Linked DNA regions of Homo sapiens: all the other regions are linked to region 2. Evidence: read pairs that join two places in POLR2A ChIA-PET (ENCODE). Cell type or tissue: HepG2. All regions are shown on one strand. Links, peaks and the distances in the headings refer to the core of each region. The heading gives the core; the rest is flanking DNA. Region 1 overlaps PIM1 (Pim-1 proto-oncogene, serine/threonine kinase). Region 2 has its middle 66 kb from the start of PIM1. Region 3 has its middle 46 kb from the start of FGD2.

Evidence for each region. Peaks named below come from ENCODE experiments on the same cell type or tissue, not always from the same donor. Only the 100,000 strongest peaks of a DNase experiment are listed, where the experiment ranks them.
Region 1: POLR2A ChIA-PET joins it to region 2 with 17 read pairs; 27 of 35 experiments call an interaction of 5 or more read pairs at or near these places.
Region 3: POLR2A ChIA-PET joins it to region 2 with 12 read pairs; 21 of 35 experiments call an interaction of 5 or more read pairs at or near these places.

The regions. Positions count from the first base shown.
Region 1 is chr6:37,174,221-37,180,341 of GRCh38, reverse strand. It overlaps PIM1 (Pim-1 proto-oncogene, serine/threonine kinase), which reads right to left. Exons shown (of 6, transcript NM_002648.4): 6 at 4,914-6,121. Among named protein-coding and RNA genes, the nearest start is that of PIM1, 7.1 kb to the right of the region's middle. In HepG2, for the core only: a CTCF peak has its summit at 2,925; no DNase peak of the experiment used is centred there.
Region 2 is chr6:37,101,243-37,107,363 of GRCh38, reverse strand. No RefSeq gene overlaps it. Among named protein-coding and RNA genes, the nearest start is that of PIM1, 66 kb to the left of the region's middle. RefSeq lists silencers at 1,607-1,666, 4,482-4,661, 4,672-4,811 and enhancers at 3,994-4,043, 4,290-4,897, 4,898-5,505. In HepG2, for the core only: no CTCF peak of the experiment used is centred there; DNase peaks (open chromatin) are centred at 1,983, 2,703 and 3,923; H3K4me3 peaks cover 1,255 bases.
Region 3 is chr6:37,048,920-37,055,040 of GRCh38, reverse strand. No RefSeq gene overlaps it. Among named protein-coding and RNA genes, the nearest start is that of FGD2, 46 kb to the right of the region's middle. RefSeq lists an enhancer at 3,297-3,346 and cis regulatory regions at 4,154-4,729, 4,008-5,026. In HepG2, for the core only: a CTCF peak has its summit at 3,392 (motif pointing left); DNase peaks (open chromatin) are centred at 2,602, 3,390 and 3,911; H3K27me3 peaks cover 535 bases.

The sequences.
Region 1 (6,121 bases), core at 1,975-4,474, 73 kb before region 2:
CCATCCTTCAAAATCCAGGTGAAATGCCACCTCCTCTTTGAAGCCTTCCCAGATCCCCTCAGCCAAGGGCAGTAATAACTCCATCTGCTGCCTCCTACATGATACGCACAAATATATTCATCACTTTTAAAAGCTTATCATAGGCTGGGCATGATATTCCACACCTGTAATCACAGCACTTTGGGAGGCCAAGGAGGGAGGATCACTTGAGGCCAGGAATTAAAGATTAGCCTGAGCAACGTAGTGAGACCCTGTCTCAATTAAAAGAAAAAGTGAAAGGCTGAGGACAGTGGCTCGTGCCTGTAATCCCAGCACTTTGGGAGGCCGAGGTGGACGGATCACCTGAGGTCAGGAGTTTGACACCAGCCTGGCCAAGAAGATGAAACCCCATCTCTACTAAAAATACAAAAATTAGCCAAGCATGGCGGCAGGTCCCTGTAATCCCAGCTACTTGGGAGGCTGAGGCAGGGGAATCGCTTGAACCTGGGTGCCGTGAGCCAAGTTCATGCCTCTGCACTCCAGCCTGGGATACAGAGCAAAAATCTGTCTCTCAAAAGAAAAAAAAAAAATGGACCGGGCGCAGTGGCTCACACCTGTAATCCCAGCACTTTGGGAAGCCAAGGCAGGTGGATTACTTGAGATCAGGAGTTCAAGACTAGCCTGGCAAACATGGTGAAACCCCATCTCTACTAACAATACAAAAAGTAGACAGGTGTGGTAGCACACGCTTGTAGTCTCAGCTACTTGGGAGGCTGAGGCACGAGAATTGCTTGAACTCAGGAAGTGGAGGTTGCAGTGAACCGAGATTATGCCACTGCACTCCAGTCTGGGTGACAGAGTGAGACCCTGTCTCAAAATAAATAAATAATATTATATATATTATATATATATTTTATATATAATATATAATATAATATATAATATATATTATATATATTTTATGTATAATATATAATATATAATATATAATATATATTATATATTATATATTATATATATAATATATAATTTATGTATAATATATAATATAATATATAATATATATTATATATTATATATATAAATATATATATTTTTTTTGAGACAGAGTTTCGCTCTGTCGCCCAGGCTATACGTGATCGTGGCTCACTGCAGCCTCCACCTCCTGGATTCAAGTGATTCTCCTGCCTCAGCCTCCTGAGTAGCTGGGACTATAGACATGCACCACCATGCCCAGCTAATTTTGTATTTTTGGTAGAGACTGGGTTTCACCATGTTGGTCAGGCTGGTCTTGAACTGCTGACCTCAGATGATCCACCCGCCTCAGCCTCCTAAAGTGCTGGGATTACAGGCGTGAGCCACCACTCCCAGCTAAAATAAATAAATAAATGTTTAAAAAGAAAGAACAAAGAAAAAAAATTTTTTTTGTTTTTGAGACGGAGTCTCACTCTGTCGCCCAGGCTGGAGTGCAGTGGCTAGCTATCTTGGCTCACTGCAACCTCCGCCTCCTGGGTTCAAGCGATTCTCTTGCCTCAGCCTCCTGGGTAGCTGGGACTATGGGCACATGCCACCATGCCTGGCTAAGTTTTTGTATTTTTAGTAGAGATGGGGTTTCACTGTGTTAGCCAGGATGGTGTCGATCTCCTGACCTTGTGATCCGCCTGCCTCGGCCTCCCAAAGTGCTGGGATTACAGGTGTGAGCCACCGCGCCCAGCCAGAGAAAAATTTTTAAAAATAAAGTTTATCATAAAACATTTAAAACAACCCAAAAGTTGAAAAGAATAATACAAACACCTTACTCATACCATCTAGTTTATGGAATAAAGCATTGCCAAAATAGTTGAAGGTCTCTTTCCACAAATCACAACCTCCCTCCCTTCTCCCCAAAGGTAATAACCACTTCCCTGACTCTGGAAACTTATTATCACCCTGTACTTTTTTGTTTGTTTTGTTTTGTTTTGTTTTTTTGAGACAGGGTCTCGCTCTTTCACCCAAGCTAGAATGTTGTGGTGCCATCTTGGTTCACTGCAGCCTCCATCTCCCGGACTCAATTGATCCTCCCACCTCAGCCTCCCAAGTAGCTGGGACTACCGGCACGCACCACCACGTCCGGCTAATGCTTCTATTTTTTTGTAGAGATGGGGTTTTGTCATGTTGGCCAGGCTAGTCTCAAACTCCTGGGCTCAAGTGATCATCCCTCCTTGTCTTCCCAAAGTGCTGGGATTATGGGTGTGAACTACCACACCCTACCCCACCCTGTACTTCTTTGTACTTTTGCTACATGTGTATGCATCCGTAAGCGGGAGATAGTAGTTTTTCTGTATGTAAGTATATCTGTTATTTAACCCAGTCTCCTAATAATCCAATCCAGGAGTATCTCTGTTTAGAGATTAGTTTTAGAGGGTGTAATAACTTGCCCAAGGTTTCTAGATAAGTAAGCTCAAGGCTGATTCCCAAGTCAATGCTTTTAACCATTGCTCTCTATATTCCTCTGGCCATGACATTGATCCCCCGCAGACTTATTGGTTATCTGATTCCCTTTCCACGCTAGATGTCAAACTGCCCCTGAGAAGAGATTAAATATGACCTTTCACCCTCCCCCTAAAACTCTTAATCTCTTGCATCCAACAGGAGCACGATCTGTCTTTATTCAGAGATACTTTCTTCTATTCCCCCGCAGCAGTCTCATTAGATGGGGAAACTGCCAGAAACTCACTTCGAGAAAGAGAAGGGTGGGGCTTTGCCTGATTTCGTTAATAGTTTGCGGCAACTTTTAATTATCCAAGTGTCAGCTTTACTGGAAAGGACGAAGCATGCAACCCTCAGGCTCCAAGATGTTGGTAGTGTGTGTATGTTGTGTGGGGGATGGGAGAGATTAGAGAAAAGGGGAACCTCAGAAAATCAGCCCCCCAGAACCAAGACATCCTTCCTTCCTCTTTATAGCCACATGGGGGCTGAGCTGAGGTATGGGATCTAGTCTAAGCTTAAGGGTAGACATACACCAGAACCCAATGAGGAGTGAGGGGTATTATAGTCTGCACCCTCCAGCAACCTCGAGGGTGCATATGGGCCAGTGTCCAAAGGGTGTGTGGATGCATTGAGGGTTGGGAGCATGATGACCCCCAGGGAGGGAGTATTATAACTGTGGATATTTATAAAGAAACAAGAAACCAACATTTACCAATACTTAATATATGAATTGACAATGGCACTCCAGTGTGCTTTCAAAATATCAGGATGTATTCAGGCCACACGTACAAAGTGGATTCATGGGTCTTGCCATCCAGTTTAACTAAACTCACACAAAATGGACAAAGGGCCTATTAAACAGATCCCTGCAAAGAAACCATGGACTAAAAATACTAATTATTCAAGAATAAGCAGTAAGAAAATGGCAGAGCTAACATTTCACCTACTCCCAATATTAGCCCTTTGTCAAACACATCAGAGGGGGAAACCTTAAGTCAAACTCACATTTCTACCCATCCACTATTGTGTGTGTGTGTGTGTGTGTGTGTGTGTGTGTTTTAAGTGGGGTTACCTGTTGCCCAGGCTGGAGTGCAATAGCGTGATCATAACTCACTGCAACCTTGGAGCTCCTGGGTTCAAGCGATCCTCCTGCCTCAGCCTCCTGCATAGGTAGGACTACAGGTGTATGCCACCACGCTCAGCTAATTTTCACTTATTTTTTGTAGACTGGGTCTTATCTGGTCACGACTTTAGTGTCACCACACTGTTCTATTATTTTTTCTATGCTGCATAATAAATTATACTATTGTTAAAGACTAGGCCAGGCGCGGTGGCCCACGCCTGTAATCCCAGCACTTTGGGAGGCCAAGGCAGGCAGATCACTTGAAGTCAGGAGTTCCAAACCAGCCTGGCCAACATGGCGAAACCCCGTATCTACTAATACAAAATTAGCTGGCCTGGTGGCACATGCCTGTAATCCCAACTTCTCGGGAGGCTGAGACAGGATAATCACTTAAAACCCGGGAGGCGGAGCTTGCGATGAGCCTAGATTGCACCACTGCACCCCAGCCTGGGCAACAGAGCGACACTCCATCTCAAAAAAAAAAAAAAAAAGGCTGCGGAGCACGATGGCTCACACCTGTAATCCTAGCACTTTGGGTGGCTGAAGCAGGCGGATCATAAGGTCAAGGAGCTCGAGACCAGCCTGGCCAACATGGTAAAACCCTGTCTCTACTAAAATACAAAAATTAGCTGGGCGTGGCAGCGGGCGCCTGTAATCCCAGCTACTCAGGAGGCTGAGGTAGAACTGCTTGAACCCGGGAAGTGAAAGTTGCAGTGAGCCGAGATCGTGCCACTGGCAGTGGCACGCCAGCTGGTCCAGCCTGGTTGACAGAGACTCAGTCTCGAAAAGAAACTAAACCTCACACTAAAGGTGAAGGAAACTTGAATCAGGAACCGAGAGTAATAGAGGCAATAGTTTTTCAATAAACTTCACGTGTACCAAGGGGACATGCTCAAAATGTTTTACTATCAGTGGCAGACAACTGATAAAAGCTTCAAGGGTTAGTTTGGTAATAGGTATGTATTTGTTATCTCTAGATCAGCCCCATCCAATAGAACTTTCTGCAATGATGTTTTATATGAGGTGGCCACTAGCCATAAATGGCTATTGAACACTTGAAAATTGTCACATCTATCCTATTTGCATAGCTTTAAAATTGTAATCTGGAAAAGGTTATTTTATTAGGCCTCCCATGCCAGATATTGCCCAAATTTTGACAATACTGGTCCTACCCCTTGACCATACATTCGTTTCAGGAAGATGACTATCCTAGAAATCCCAATGTTGAAGGAAGCCAGATTTAGGCTGAGAATTCCTTTCTCCTACAATTCTTTGGCACTTACCAAATGCTCAATAAATGCAGGTTAGCAATGCCTCCGCACAGACGATTAGAAGCCACGAGTTAAGACAAAAGGTTTTTATTCAAAAAACGCCAAGTATAAAAAAAAAAATAAGATCTCTTTTATTCCCCTGTACAGTATTTCACTCAGATAAAACCAGCAGGCTACCTGCTGCTCAAAACACAGCCCCAGAGAGGATCTGGAAGGCACACCATCCAGAACTGCTTTTCATAATTATCCTATATACACAGTCAGCAATGCCCCTCCCCATCACCCACAGAGCCGGGACCCACCTGGGTAAGTAGGTGAGGGGCCCCACAGAAGCCAGGGAGCTGCAGCACTGTCCCGCCTGAGTCCCGTCACCCCACAAACAGAGCAAGCGTCGCAGCCCTCCCCCAAAAGGTCCCCAAGTCAGAGGAGGAAAGGAGGAAAGAAAACTAGGGCAGCAGCTATGGAAGCTTGGAATAGGAAGGGAACCAAATAAATAAATAAATAAATACATAACATTGACCTCCAGGTTAGAATGCGCATCTTTCAAAACAAGAAACAAAAACAGGTAAAATAACTTAAAGGCAAAATTTCTTAAAAATTAGATCCACTACAATCTTTTTGTATACTACCATGCCAACTGTACACACATTTACAGCTTTTCTGTTGATTGCATTGTTTGTGCATTTTTTGTGTGTGTGAGGTCTTGGCTTTGAAACAGTTAAGTAAAAACCAAAAAGGAAGACCAGTTCACTCGGAGTTTTACTAAAGGAGGCAGAAAAAAGGGCAGGTGGCTCAGCGTTTGGCCCTGTAGCCTCTTCCATGGCACCTTTCATATGAAGGAGGGGGTGAGGGAGGACAGGAGAGAAAAATAGGGAACAAAACCCAGGCAGATTTTTGGAGAAGCAGCAGGTAAAAGAGGCAAGTTCAAGTATTTCTCCCAGCACAGCCGGAGTCCCCACAGAAGGCACTCAGAAAGAGTCGGAAGAGGTGACAGGGACTTAAAATGGTGCTAGTCCTATCCCATCCCAACCTGTTTCCCCCCTACCTGACCCATCGCGGCATTCAGCAGAACTCATGATGAAGGAAACAGTTCCATGGCAGGGTTCTGACCCACCCCCACCCCCCACCCCCGGGATATTTCAGAGTCCAGCAATGCTGGACACCTATGAGAAGAAGAGAGTATCTATGGGAGGAGTTGAGGCCTAGGACCCCTGGAGAGTCACTCTTCCCCACTGTTGGGAGGCAGCCTCCAGGGGCCTGGGATCTGGAATGAGTTGTA
Region 2 (6,121 bases), core at 1,692-4,191:
TATCTTTGAGAACCCAAACAGGGAGGAGAAAAGTGGTTTGCCTCCACGAGACTCCCCGATCCCACTCGATTTCCCTGCACATCAAGACCTGGGCCTGGGGATTGGAAAGGTAACCTAAGGTAAGGGGTAAATTCCATCTGCAGCCAAAGACCAGCTCTGAGCTGGCTTCCCATGAGCAGGGGAGGGTGGAAAGGTCAAAAGGGTGGTGCTCTTCCTGAGAGTCCAGCGTCGGCTCTGCCACTTGATATCTGAGAACACCTCGAACAAGGCAAGGTGCACCTCAGTTTCCTCATCTCTAACAGGAACACTGGATTAGATAATGTCTCAGCTGACTTCCTGATAACACAAAAGAATTTGCTTGAGGATAACAGTGACACATTATGGACCACTTTTAGAAACTTTTATTATGGAAAATTTCAAAGAAATTCAAAGTCAACAGAACAATATAATGAACCTCCATGTATAGATCCCCCAAATTCAGCAATCATCAGCATTCTTTCTTGTTTCATCTCTACCTCCACCACCTTGCCCACGTGATGGTTATTTCTTTTCCTCTATATGTGGTGGGAAGGGTTTGCTTTGTTGCCCAGGCTGGTCTCCACCTCCTGGCCTCCAGCGATCCTCCCACCTCGGCCTCTCAAAGTGTTAGAATTACAGGCACCTGCCACCGCGCCCAGCCTGGTTATTTAATGATTATTATTATTTTTGAGACAGAGTCTTACTCTGTCACCCAGGCTAGAATGCAGTGGCACGATCTCGGCTCATTGCATCCTCCACCTCCCAGGTTCCAGTGATTCTCGTGCCTCAGCCTTCTGAGTAGTTGGGACTGCAAGCGCATGCCACCACACCCAACTAATTTTTGTATTTTTAATAGAGACAGGGTTTCGCCATGTTGGCCAGCCTGGTCTCAAACTCCTGGCCTCAAGTGATCCTCCTGTCTTGGCCTCCCAAAGTGCTGGAATTACAGGCATGAGCCACCACGCCTGGCCAGCCTGGTTATTTCTTATAGTTCTTTTTTTTTAACTTCTAGTGAAATTTACATACCTTGAAATGCAGAAATCTTAACTGTGTAATGTTGACAAATGGAACCACCCATGTAACCAATGTCCATCATTGGCAAATGATGTACATTGTATTATGTACAAAGTACATAATATGATGTACAAAGTATTAATATAACTGAATTTATTAACAAATTAAACATTTAAATATGACTTTAGCACACTAGGGGTTAGCAAATACTCTCTTTTTGGGGCTGGCTAAGTTAGCACCAGATCTGCAGTCTTAAGTCATTATTTTCCTTCCTGCCTCTACCCATGCTGTCATCCTTGTGTGTCCCTGGAGCTTATGGCTTTCTCCTGCATGCACCTCTATTATGAGGCTTTTATTGTCTTGGCTACAAATTCTTATAAACTTGTTTTTTTTTTTCTTTCCTATACATTTATCCTTCTCCAGGTTTTTTCTTTTTTTCTTTTATGTTTCTCTCTTCTATAACCTCTTTCTCATTCCTGTTGCTGTTTTCTCCTTTAGAGTTCTTAATTTTCTGTGTTCACCCCACCTTCTCTGATCTCACTGTCCTGTATCTTTTGGTCTATTTATATGCTGGACGTTAGACACTGAGCCATAACCCCAAGGTCCAGCCCAGGGCTAGGCACTTAGTCAACAGTGAGTGAGTGAGTGAATGAAAGCGAAGGACGACATAGTCTGAAACCACCTGCAATCTGGTTACAGTAATGTGGTCAACTAAGGAACCCTAACTCGTTACCCTGGACCACATCTTTCTCTTTGCATTGAGCAAGAAGCTATTTATCTGCCCCCTTGGAAGCTCCAGCATTTGAAAGGAAGGAGGCTGATTTCCTGACAAAATGTGACCCAAAGGACCATCCTCCTCCTACTCCCCATCATTTAAAAAAAAAAAAAAGAGCAAGCAGGGGCTATCAGGGATACTTCCTGTTTTCCTCTCTTGAAAGCATCCTGGATAGATGAAACTGAAGGATCAAAGGGACTGCCTCCTCTGGGGCCTGGGGACTGGCAGAATGGCTTTTAACCCTCTGCTGTCTCCCACATGTGAGTGGCATGGGCAGTTGACGTCTTATATTTCCCTAGTAGATTTTGACTTCTTTTGGGCAGGGGCCTTGGCATTCATTCATTCGTCAAACATTACTGTACCTACCAAATCCCAGGCCTTGAGGATCTGGGGATATAGAGATAAATATGACAGTGTCTGGCCTCATTCATCTAACAGTAATGATCCCATGTGCTAACATGATCAAGTATTTTCTCCCTGTGAAGCTCTTACTACATGCTTTTCATGCATTTGGTCCTCACAACAAGCTGATGGGGTATTCTTGCCCCCATCTTACTGACAAGAAAAGCAAAGCTTCTGAAAGTAAAATAACCTGACACAGGCATGTGACTGGTAGGTGTCAGGCCTGGGGTTAGAGCTGAGCGGTCTGAGCAGAAACCATGTTTATGGCTGATACACTAGCCTGACCCTGGAGACCTGCCTCCGTGTTTGAAACATGGTAGTGACTTTATTGCTAGTAATTTTTACAAGTGCATTTTATCTCTAGGCTTGGTCAGGTGGCTTCTGGTGAACAGGTTTGTTTACATCCGACTTACTGTATCATATTGTATTAGAGCATAGGTGAGTCAGCTTGCGGCCCCCTGAAGAGTGACAACAAGGCTGGAAAAACCAAGAGGCAACCTTTGGCCCTATTTGAGGAACGAAGAGAGCGTCAGGCTCTTGCTTCCCCTCTCTCATTTCTGGAATAGATCAGATTCCACAGATTTGTTTTGCTTTTTGTTTTGTACTGCATTTTTTTCCAATCCTGGAAAGAAAGCCGAGGGAGGTTGGGTGCGGTGGCTCATGCCTGGCAGCCCAGCACTTTGGGAGGCTGAGGTGGGCGGATCACTTGAGGTCAGGAGTTTGAGACCAGCCTGGCCAACATGGTAAAACACCGCCTCTACTAAAAATACAACAATTAGCTGGGCGTGGTGGCAGGCGCCTATAATCCCAGCTACTTGGGAGGCTGAGGCAGGAGAATTGCTTGAACCCGGGAGGCAGAGGTTGCACGGAGCCGAGATTGCGCCACATAGTGAAACCCTATCTCAGCTAAAAATACAAAAAATTAGCCGGGTGTGGTGGCGGACACCTGTAATCCCAGCTACTCAGGAGGCTGAGGCACAAGGATTGCTTGAACTTGAGAGGCAGAGGTTGCAGTGAGCTGAGATCATGCCACTGCATGCCAGCCTGGCCGACAGAGCGAGACTCTGTCTCAAAAAACAAAACAAAACAAAACAAAAAAGGAAAGATATTTTCTCCATTTTTTCCGGAGAGGAATCGAGGCTCAGAGTAGTTAGTTAATATACCCCAAGTCACACAGCTAGACAGAGCCAGGATTTGATCCTAGGTTTGACTAACTCCAGACCCTCCACTTGAATTATTCTACTTCCCTGATGCTAAAGTTGGCAGAGAGAGGAAGAAACTCCCTTCCTGCTGAGGTTCCTGACAAACAGTAGGGGCAGGTGAGGGTAGCAAGTAACCCTGAGATCTGCTGGTTAGGGACGCCTGGCACAAAAGGATCTTAAGATGCCTCTGATTCTGCAATTCTATCTCTTTAAGACCCAGAGTTCCCATGCCAAGCCTGCTCTGTGATCCTCAGAGATTTCAGGGGTGGGGAAACTGGATTGAATGCGCTGACATACAAGCAAAAAAAGACCTCAGCATTTTTGCCTCGCCTCGGTGGCTCCGGCCTTTTTTTATTTTTTTTCCCTCTCTCATTTATTTATTACTATGCTATTCCCTGGCCCTGCTGCTGTGTCAATACTGATAAAAGCAAATCACCCCACAAACAGGTGCAGCTGGGAGCTGCCCCTTGGACAGCTGCCAGGGAAATGTGATCGCTCAGCTGGGGTGACCTGCCCCGGCCCAACCCCCTCTCAGGTTCCAGCCCAGGGCATGTGTCCTTGGGCAGTTAATGTTGGTCCACATGTCACAGCCCTGGTATCCCAGTTGGCATCATGGACTTGTGCTGGTGTGTGTGGTTTGGGTGGGGTGGGTATATGCAGGAGAGAAGGGAGGCTCCCAGGAATTTATTTTCTCTTTCGGTTTCTTCCAACAAATTCAGAAAATACAATGTCACCAAGTCCCCCTGCAAGAATTTGAAAATATTTCCTAAGAATATCACTGCCTTATTTGCCTAGGTAAGAAATATTTTTTCCCATTCCCAAATTCACACACACATGCAGTGTAATGATCCAAAAGAAATTTTCTGAGTATCTCCTAGGGCTTAGCTGTGAGTTCACCTAAATAAACATTTTGTGAGCCAACCCTGCTATCCAGAATGCATTTTGATGCTACCAAGCCATGTGACTTTGACTCTGGCTTGGAAAGATTTTATTTCATTTCCCCTCCCCCATTTCAGTGTTTTGTCCCCAAGCATCATTTCCCCACTTCCCTAGGGCACCAGCCTTTCCGGAAATGCCCTAGCTCTGCGTGCAGCCTCCGCCTCCCGGTGTGGAGAAGGCGGTGACAGCGCCGCGCCGGAGCCGCAAGGCGGGCCTGGGCGGAGGGCGAGGGGCCGGGGCGGCCGGGCCAGGCTGCCCGCCTGCCGCAGAGCAGCGCGCAGCTCGGGGAGGGAGGAGGTTGCCATGCAAATGACGCGGCGTCCTGCGGGCCCCCCTTACCCGGGGGCCCTCTGGTTGCCAAAACAGAGCATTCCCCAGAACAGTCGCCTGGAAACGAGCGCTGTCATAGCAGCCTTGAGCTCAGTAGCAGCGAGCCAGCTGTGCTGCCACGAGGAGCTGGGTCAGGATGTTCAGACCTCCTCAGCACCCCCTCCCCACCCAGTCTCCACCTCGGGGAAGGGAGTGGTGGCTTGGGCCACCGTGGAGGGGAGGGAGGGCACTAATTGGATTGGAACACTCCTGAAACACATCAGCTGCTCCTCCCTGGGGGAGGGGGAGGAGGAAAGCTGCAGACTGTCTTTGTGATCGGCTCAGCCTCTCCCTCCCAGCAGCCTCGCCCTGACCTGGTCCTCACTGGCCTCTGCCCACCTATCGCTGTCCTGGGGCACAATGGCAAGATCTTTGTAAAATGGAGGAGGCAGACACCGGATCAGATAATCACCAAAATGAAATTCAGCCTTGATATGAAGGGTACCGTGGTGATGCTACCGGGATCTGACCTGGTTTGGAAGGGTTAGGGAAGAATGCAGGTTTGCCACAGCTCCCACGTACTCTAACTACTTCATCCCTTAACAGCCCCCCGTCTTTCCAGCACCTTTTCTCATCAGCTCAGCTATGCCAACCTGGTCTTCCTTAAACCTTGGGAGCATTTGCTTTTTCCTATTTCATTTGGCACCCAGAGAGCTGCTCATCATTTAAGCGTGTGTGTGCTCACCAATTAAACTACAATATAAACTTTAAGAGGCAGGACCCATGTTATCATTGTCATGGCCCACCTTGACCATGAAGAACGAGACAGGCCAGGCGCAGTGGCTCACGCCTGTAATCCCAGCACTTTGGGAGGCCGAGGCGGGCGGATCACGAGGTCAGGAGATGGAGACCATCTTGGCTAACACGGTGAAACCCCGTCTCTATTAAAAATACCAAAAAATTAGCTGAGCATAGTGGCGGGCGCCTGTAGTCCCAGTTACTCAGGAGGCTGAGGCAGGAGAATGGTGTGAACCCGGGAGGCAGAGCTTGCAGTGAGCCGAGATCGCGCCACTGCACTCCAGCCTGGGCGACAGAGTGAGACACCATATCAAAAAGAAAAAAAAAAAAAAAGAACAAGACAGAGTTTTACAGACCTGCTTGAATTTAGGTGCCAGTGATCTTTGTCAACATAGTCATCACCCTGGGAGGCCTCTGGCGTTGCCTTTGCAACAACTGTTTTAGATTGGCCTTCAGAGACTAGTAAAACCTCTCCTGGGACTAGGGAGGGGAGGAGATTCAGTGACAGCCTGAGTGACAGTAAGCAAACAGGTGGGCTACAGAGAAAGTGGACGACTACTCAGGACACATCGAGCGTTTCATGTGGTCCGGAGGCTGTACGCCAGAGCTTACAGGTGTGACTTAAGCATGTATGTGCAAGGGAGTCCCCTTCCTTCAAATTCCT
Region 3 (6,121 bases), core at 2,266-4,765, 53 kb after region 2:
CACACAGGTGCCAGGGTTGCAGCAGTGAACGAGACAGACAGAGTGCAGTCCTGTGGAGGCTTTCTACTACTAGAGAGGGCAGAGAATAATCGCAGAGTAAGGGAGCACGACGCAGGGTGAGGGAAGAGAGAGGGGCCAGGGCGCTTCTTCAGATGGGCTGATCAGGGAGGGCCTTCCCAAAGCAGATCCTGTTTGCTTATGATTGTTTTGAGATGACAGTTGAGGAGAGGAGCCCTGTGGGTACCTGAGGAAATATGCCAGGCAGGAGTAACGGCAAGTGCAAAGGCCCTGAGGCAGGAATGCACTTGGAGGTGTTCTGAGGAGCATCAGGGAGCTGAGAGGGTGCAGGGGAGTGGCAGGATGTTAGGTGAGGGAGGTGATGGGAGTGCGGGAGGCACAGGTCCTAAAGGCTTTGCGGGTCATAGTGAGGGCTTTGCTTTTACCCCACGTGAACGAGCCACTGGAGGGTTGTGAGCTCAGGGCTGAGCTGATGTAACCTAGGTTTTGAAAGGATCTCTCTGGCTGCTATGGAGAACAGACTCTAAGGGGGTCTTTTTCTTGTCTATGTGTCTGCTTCGTGCATACCGTGGTATCCACTTGACATCGTAGCATAAGCGTTGTCCTTTGATGTTAAAACTCTCAGAAACGGCCGGGCGCGGTGGCTCACGCCCGGGGAGGCAGAGAGTCAAAGAGGGGGCTACTGAGATAACCAGGTGAGAGGTGGGCCAGGGTAGTGGTGGAGAGAGGAGCTGTGGTCACATTCAGGATGTGGAGTTTTTTAAATTAATTCATTTTTTACAGGTGAAGTCTCACTCCGTTGCCCAGGTTGGAGGGCAGTGCATGATCATAGCTCACTGCAGCCTTGAACTCCTGGGTTCAAGCGATCCTCCCTCCTCAGCCTCCTGAGTAGCTGGGACTACAGGTGTGCACCACCATGCCCAGCTGGGGATGTTTTGAAGGTAGCCCCAAATGTACTTGCAGACATCCTGGACATGAGGTATGAAAGAAAGTGAGGGCTGAAGAACAATCCTGGCTCCAAGAGCGGGAGGGCAGCTCTGCCCAGGTCGTGCTTGGCCTGAGGTGCCACATCTTCTACCTGGAGTGTGACGTGGGACATGGCACTCCGCAGGTTGACCAATGTGGAGTTTGGACAGAGTTGGGCCCTTCTTCCCTGCTGGGGGGCTTGGGCCACCTCGTTTAATCTCAGATGTCAGGAATTGGGCTAAGCAGGGTTTTATGTGAGTTGAGCTGAGCAGGCTGTCATCTCCCTCCCACCCTAGGTGGGACCGTCAGCCGGCATATTTTTGGAAAGTATTTTGTCCATATGTATCAAGACTTTTAAACTTTCATGCCCTTTGACCCAGTGAATCCCTTTCAAGGAAGTTCTGCTGGGGAAGCCATCTGAAATGCAGGCAGCACTGATGGATCAAACCCTTCACAGGGGATTATTTAGAATCGCCAAATAAATAAATACACAGCCTGCATGTCCAACAGTAGGGAGTGTTTAAGTCAAGCAGATATAGTCTGGCACCTTGTTGTACTGGATTGTTGTGCTGACCTTAAATTCACGTTTCTGAGAGTTTTTTTTTTTTTTTTTTTTTTTTTTTGACGGAGTCTCACTCTGTCGCCCAGGCTGGAGTGCAGTGGATCTTGGCTCACTGCAAGCTCTGCCTCCCGGGTTCAAGCCATTCTCCTGCCTCAGCCTCCCGAGTAGCGGGGACTACAGGCGCCCGCCACCATGCCTGGCTAGTTTTTTTTGTATTTTTTTAGTAGAGATGGGGTTTCACCGTGGTAGTCAGGATGGTCTCGATCTCCTGACCTTGTGATCCACCCGCCTCGGCCTCCCAAAGTTCTGGGATTACAGGCATGAGCCACCGCGCCCGGCCGTTTCTGAGAGTTTTAACATCAAAGGACAACGCTTATGCTACGATGTCAAGTGGATACCACGGTATGCACGAAGCAGACACATAGACAAGAAAAAGAAATAGACTCATACTGATTAGCTCTGATTGACTGAAGTTTGGATTACTATTTTCATTTTCCTCTTTACAGTTTTCTGCATTGTACTAATTTCTAAGATGGACATGCATTACCTTTCTGACTTAAAACTAATATTTAAAAAAGGGGCCAGGCGTGGTGGCTCACACCCGTAATCCCAGTACTTTGGGAGGCCAAGATGGGAGGATTGATTGAGTCCAGGAGTTCGAGACCAGCCTGGGCAACAGAGTGAGACCCCTGTCTCTGCAAAAAATTAAAGAATTAGCCGGTTGCGCTGGGGCACACCTGTGGTTCCAGCTACTTAGGAAGCTGAGGCAGGAGAATTGCTTGAGTCAGGGAGGTTTAGACTGCAGTGAGCTATGATCGAGCCACTGCACTCCAGCCTGGGTAACAAAGTGAGATCCTGTCTCAAAAAAAAAAAAAAAAAAGGAGAAAGAAAACGTGAGTTCCCAGAAGCTGGAGCACAGTGTTGGCCAAGCCAGGAACTGACAGCCAACTAACCCATCCTTTCCAGGGCTCCAGGGTCCACTTCCTCCGGGCAGGGCCGGCAGGTGCAGTCAGGACAGGGATTATGTTGATAATTGTGGTGGGGAGAGACAGGTCCAGAGGCTCCTCCTTCTGCCCCTCCGGCCACCCCCATCATAGGGGTGTGTCCTCCCTTGGGCCCCCTGCAGCCCTTGGAATTTGCCCCTCTATGTCTTCGCTGGAGGCTGATGCTTCCTGCCTTGTGTGTAACCCTGTGGGTCTCTCCTGACTGACACCAAGCATCCCGTATACACTGGTCCTCACGGTGTAGTCCCCAGGCCCGAAGCATCAGCACAACCTGGGAACTCTTTAGAAATGCAGAGTCACAGGCCTCTCCCCAGACCTAGTGAATCTGCCACTCTGGAGGCGGGGCCTCTGTGTTTTCAAAAGCCCTCCAGACCTAAGTGTGAGAACTGCTGCCTTATGGTAGGGCCCCACTGTGGCCCATGTTTTACACTGACTAATTCATTTTACAGATTGCCATGATTCCTGCTTAACAGACACGGAAACAAGCTCAGAGAGGTTAAGGAACTTGCCCAAGGTCACACAGCCAGCAGAGACAGGGCTGGGAGTGCGAGCCCATGCCTTTACTTCCCCACTCCACAGCTGTGCAGCTGCCTGGACGCCAGTCCCTCCTGCGGGGTCAGGGTCCAGCTCCGTGCTGGGCACACAGATGGCCCCACTCACATGGGTTGGACTAGGGTTTTGGCTCCTGGGTCGGAAGACCAGGCTGATTCCCCACAAGACCCAAGCAGCCCTGACCCCCTGTGGGAGGAAGGAGGTGGGCTCCATGTGCCTGCTGAGGCCCCTTCAGTCTTGACAGCTGCCGGCGGTTTGGACCAACGAACCCGCAGAGGAGGGGCGCACCGCCACCTGCTGGCTGGCATCATGGGTGATGCTGGGGACAAACGCAGGGATCCACAGACACACGTCTCAGGGACACCGTGGCAGGCGTGCACGTGTCTCCTCCTGCCGCACGCGGGTGCACTTGCCCACACGTGGATGTCTGAGCATGTGGGCACGTGGGGCTCTCAGCCACAAGGCCTGGTAGATAGCACTAAATTCACCCATTTACTTATTACCTCATCAAATGTTCATCCAGAGATGCCAAGCCCACTGTTGCTGTTATCCGGGAGCCTATAGGCCAGCTGGGTGTTGCTCAGAGCAACCACCAAGTGATGTGGACAAGGGTCCCTGGGGGATATACTCAGTGAGGTCATGCAGGCAGCCCCTACCCATCTGGACTGGGGCTCAGTCTCACAGGGTGGGCAGGAGAGGGCTGGGTGAAGGAGGCAGAGGCTCGTCACAGCAAAGCCTGGAGGAGGAGCTGGAATGGAGCACAGGGGTCCCTGGCACAGGTCTTGTGCAAGGCCGTGCAGGCTGGACCCTGTCCCCACAGTGGTGGCCGGGCTCTGGTGCCACACCATCCTGACATGTTTATATTAAAGCTTAGTACAAATAAGCTTATACAAATAAGCTTTGGGACCCTTTAGGACCCAAGGATCTCTCGGCCCCTTTGGGGCTGGCCTGAGATGTGATTTGTACCTGTGCACTGTCCCCCTTGCCACAGCAGCTGCCCTTGGATATATCAGGGATGAGGAGAGGCATCCCCAGTCCCAGAGAGAAGCCTGTTTCTGATCTCCGAATGGACGCAGCAGATAGCAGTCACCGTTAAGTCAAGCATTCCTGCGTGCCCAGCAAAAGACCATTTTTCTTAATCTACAAGGCCATCCGAAGCAGCTCACAGGGTGTGACCTATTCCAAAGCACAGCTCCACGTGCCCGTGAGGTCCCCCAGGACTCCACGGGAGAGTCAGTGCCTCTGTGGGGGATGGGAGCTGGATGGATGAGCTTTGCTGGGTGGTGGGCATAGCTGGGGGTCCAGAACGCAGACACAGAACGATCCTGGTTGGAGGGCTGGTGTGAGTGGGGAGGGACCCATTGGCAGAGCTGAGGGGTTGGTGGCTCCCAAACAGGAGTTGGCAGGCGGTGCTGGAAGAGGAAATGTTGGCAGCTCCCCAGTTCTGCCGATGGGCTTAGATGGAGCCTGTGACTTTATCAATGGCCAGTCCTCACTAGCCTGGCCCCCGGCCTGGCCCCTGACCTGTGGTTTTGCTCAGCAGTGCAGCGGTGGCGGCTTCCGAGAAGCCCCACCAAGACTTTCCTGTCAGGGCAACGCCAAGTTCCTCTTACCGAGGAAGGGGAAGTGGCGGGGTTTCTCCTAAGGCCTTTCAGTTTCTTTCTAAGAAGGTGGGTGTTCCAACCCCAGGGCCCTCAGCAGAGCCAAATGTTAAAGGAAGAGAAGTTGATCTTCGGGGGCTTCCTCACCCCAGTTCCAACCGAAGTTCCTTTGTTGGGGCCCACAGCGGACATTCCGAAAGAGGAAATGAGACACGTGCGTTCCACAGGCCCCTTCCCACGCCCCCTCCTTTCTCCCTTCTCCAGGGACATACTCCTTGATACCCTCCCTCCCCACCAACATGCACACTTAGGAAGTATGGCCTGCTACCCTTGGGGGCATCCCAGGTAGAAAACTTGCTTTTTCCACCTTCAAAGCTGAACTCTTCTGAGTCCGGCCTCCTCAGGACCCTGCTGAGTGACTAAAAATCTAACCCAGGGCTGGCCATGGTGGCTCACGTCTATAATCCCAGCACTTTAAGAAGCCAAGGCGGGAGGATCACTTGAGCCCAGGAGTTCAAGACCAGCCTGGACAACACAGTGAGACCTTGTCTCTTAAAAAAAAAAATTTAAAAATTAGCCAGGCGTAGTGGTGTGCGCCTATAGTCCCAGCTACTAGGGTGTGGTGGGAGAATTGCTAGAACCCGGCAAGTCGACGCTGCAGTGAGCTGTGATTGCACCACTGCACTCCAGCCTGGGCAACAGAGCAAGACTCTGTCTCAAACAAAACAAAACAAAAAAACGACTAACCCAAACAAAGCGCTGACAGATGACACTGGCTTAATGCAGATTCCAGTCCAGGGGATATGCCCATATTAGAGGCCCACAGCTTTCTGAGGGGCAACAAACCATGGGCACCCAGAGAATTCCAAGCTCACCCTCTTCAGAAGACCCACTGGCTTGATGGCCAAGTGCATGTCCTGACGTTCTTATAACAATAGCCACCATTGATTGTAAGTGCTTATTGCGCACCAGGTACTGGGCCAAGCATTTTACATTAATTTCCTCCTATAATCCCCACAGTGATGCCATGACAAAGATACAATCATGATCCCACAGTCAAGTAACCTGCTCGGCTCACATAGCCCATGAGCCCATTCTTCCTCGTAGGCCTCTTCTCAGAAAGGTGGGGAAGGACGAGTATCAGACCTTGACAGGAGTTGGCTGGGAAGGTCTGGTCTCCAATTTCCCACGATTGTCAAAGCCAGCTGTGCCTCTCCCAGAGGTGAAGAGCCAGCCATCTAGTCGTGGCCATCTTGGCTGCACTAATGTGGCCGTGGCTGGGGCCTTCCCCGAGTCATTGGGAACTCTTGATGCCTTCTTTATTTTCCTCCCAGAGATGTTGTTTTAAGGTTTTTGCTTTGCTGAAGCATGTGTTATGGGGACAGCGAGGGGATTCCCCTAAACCGTGATGCTGTTCT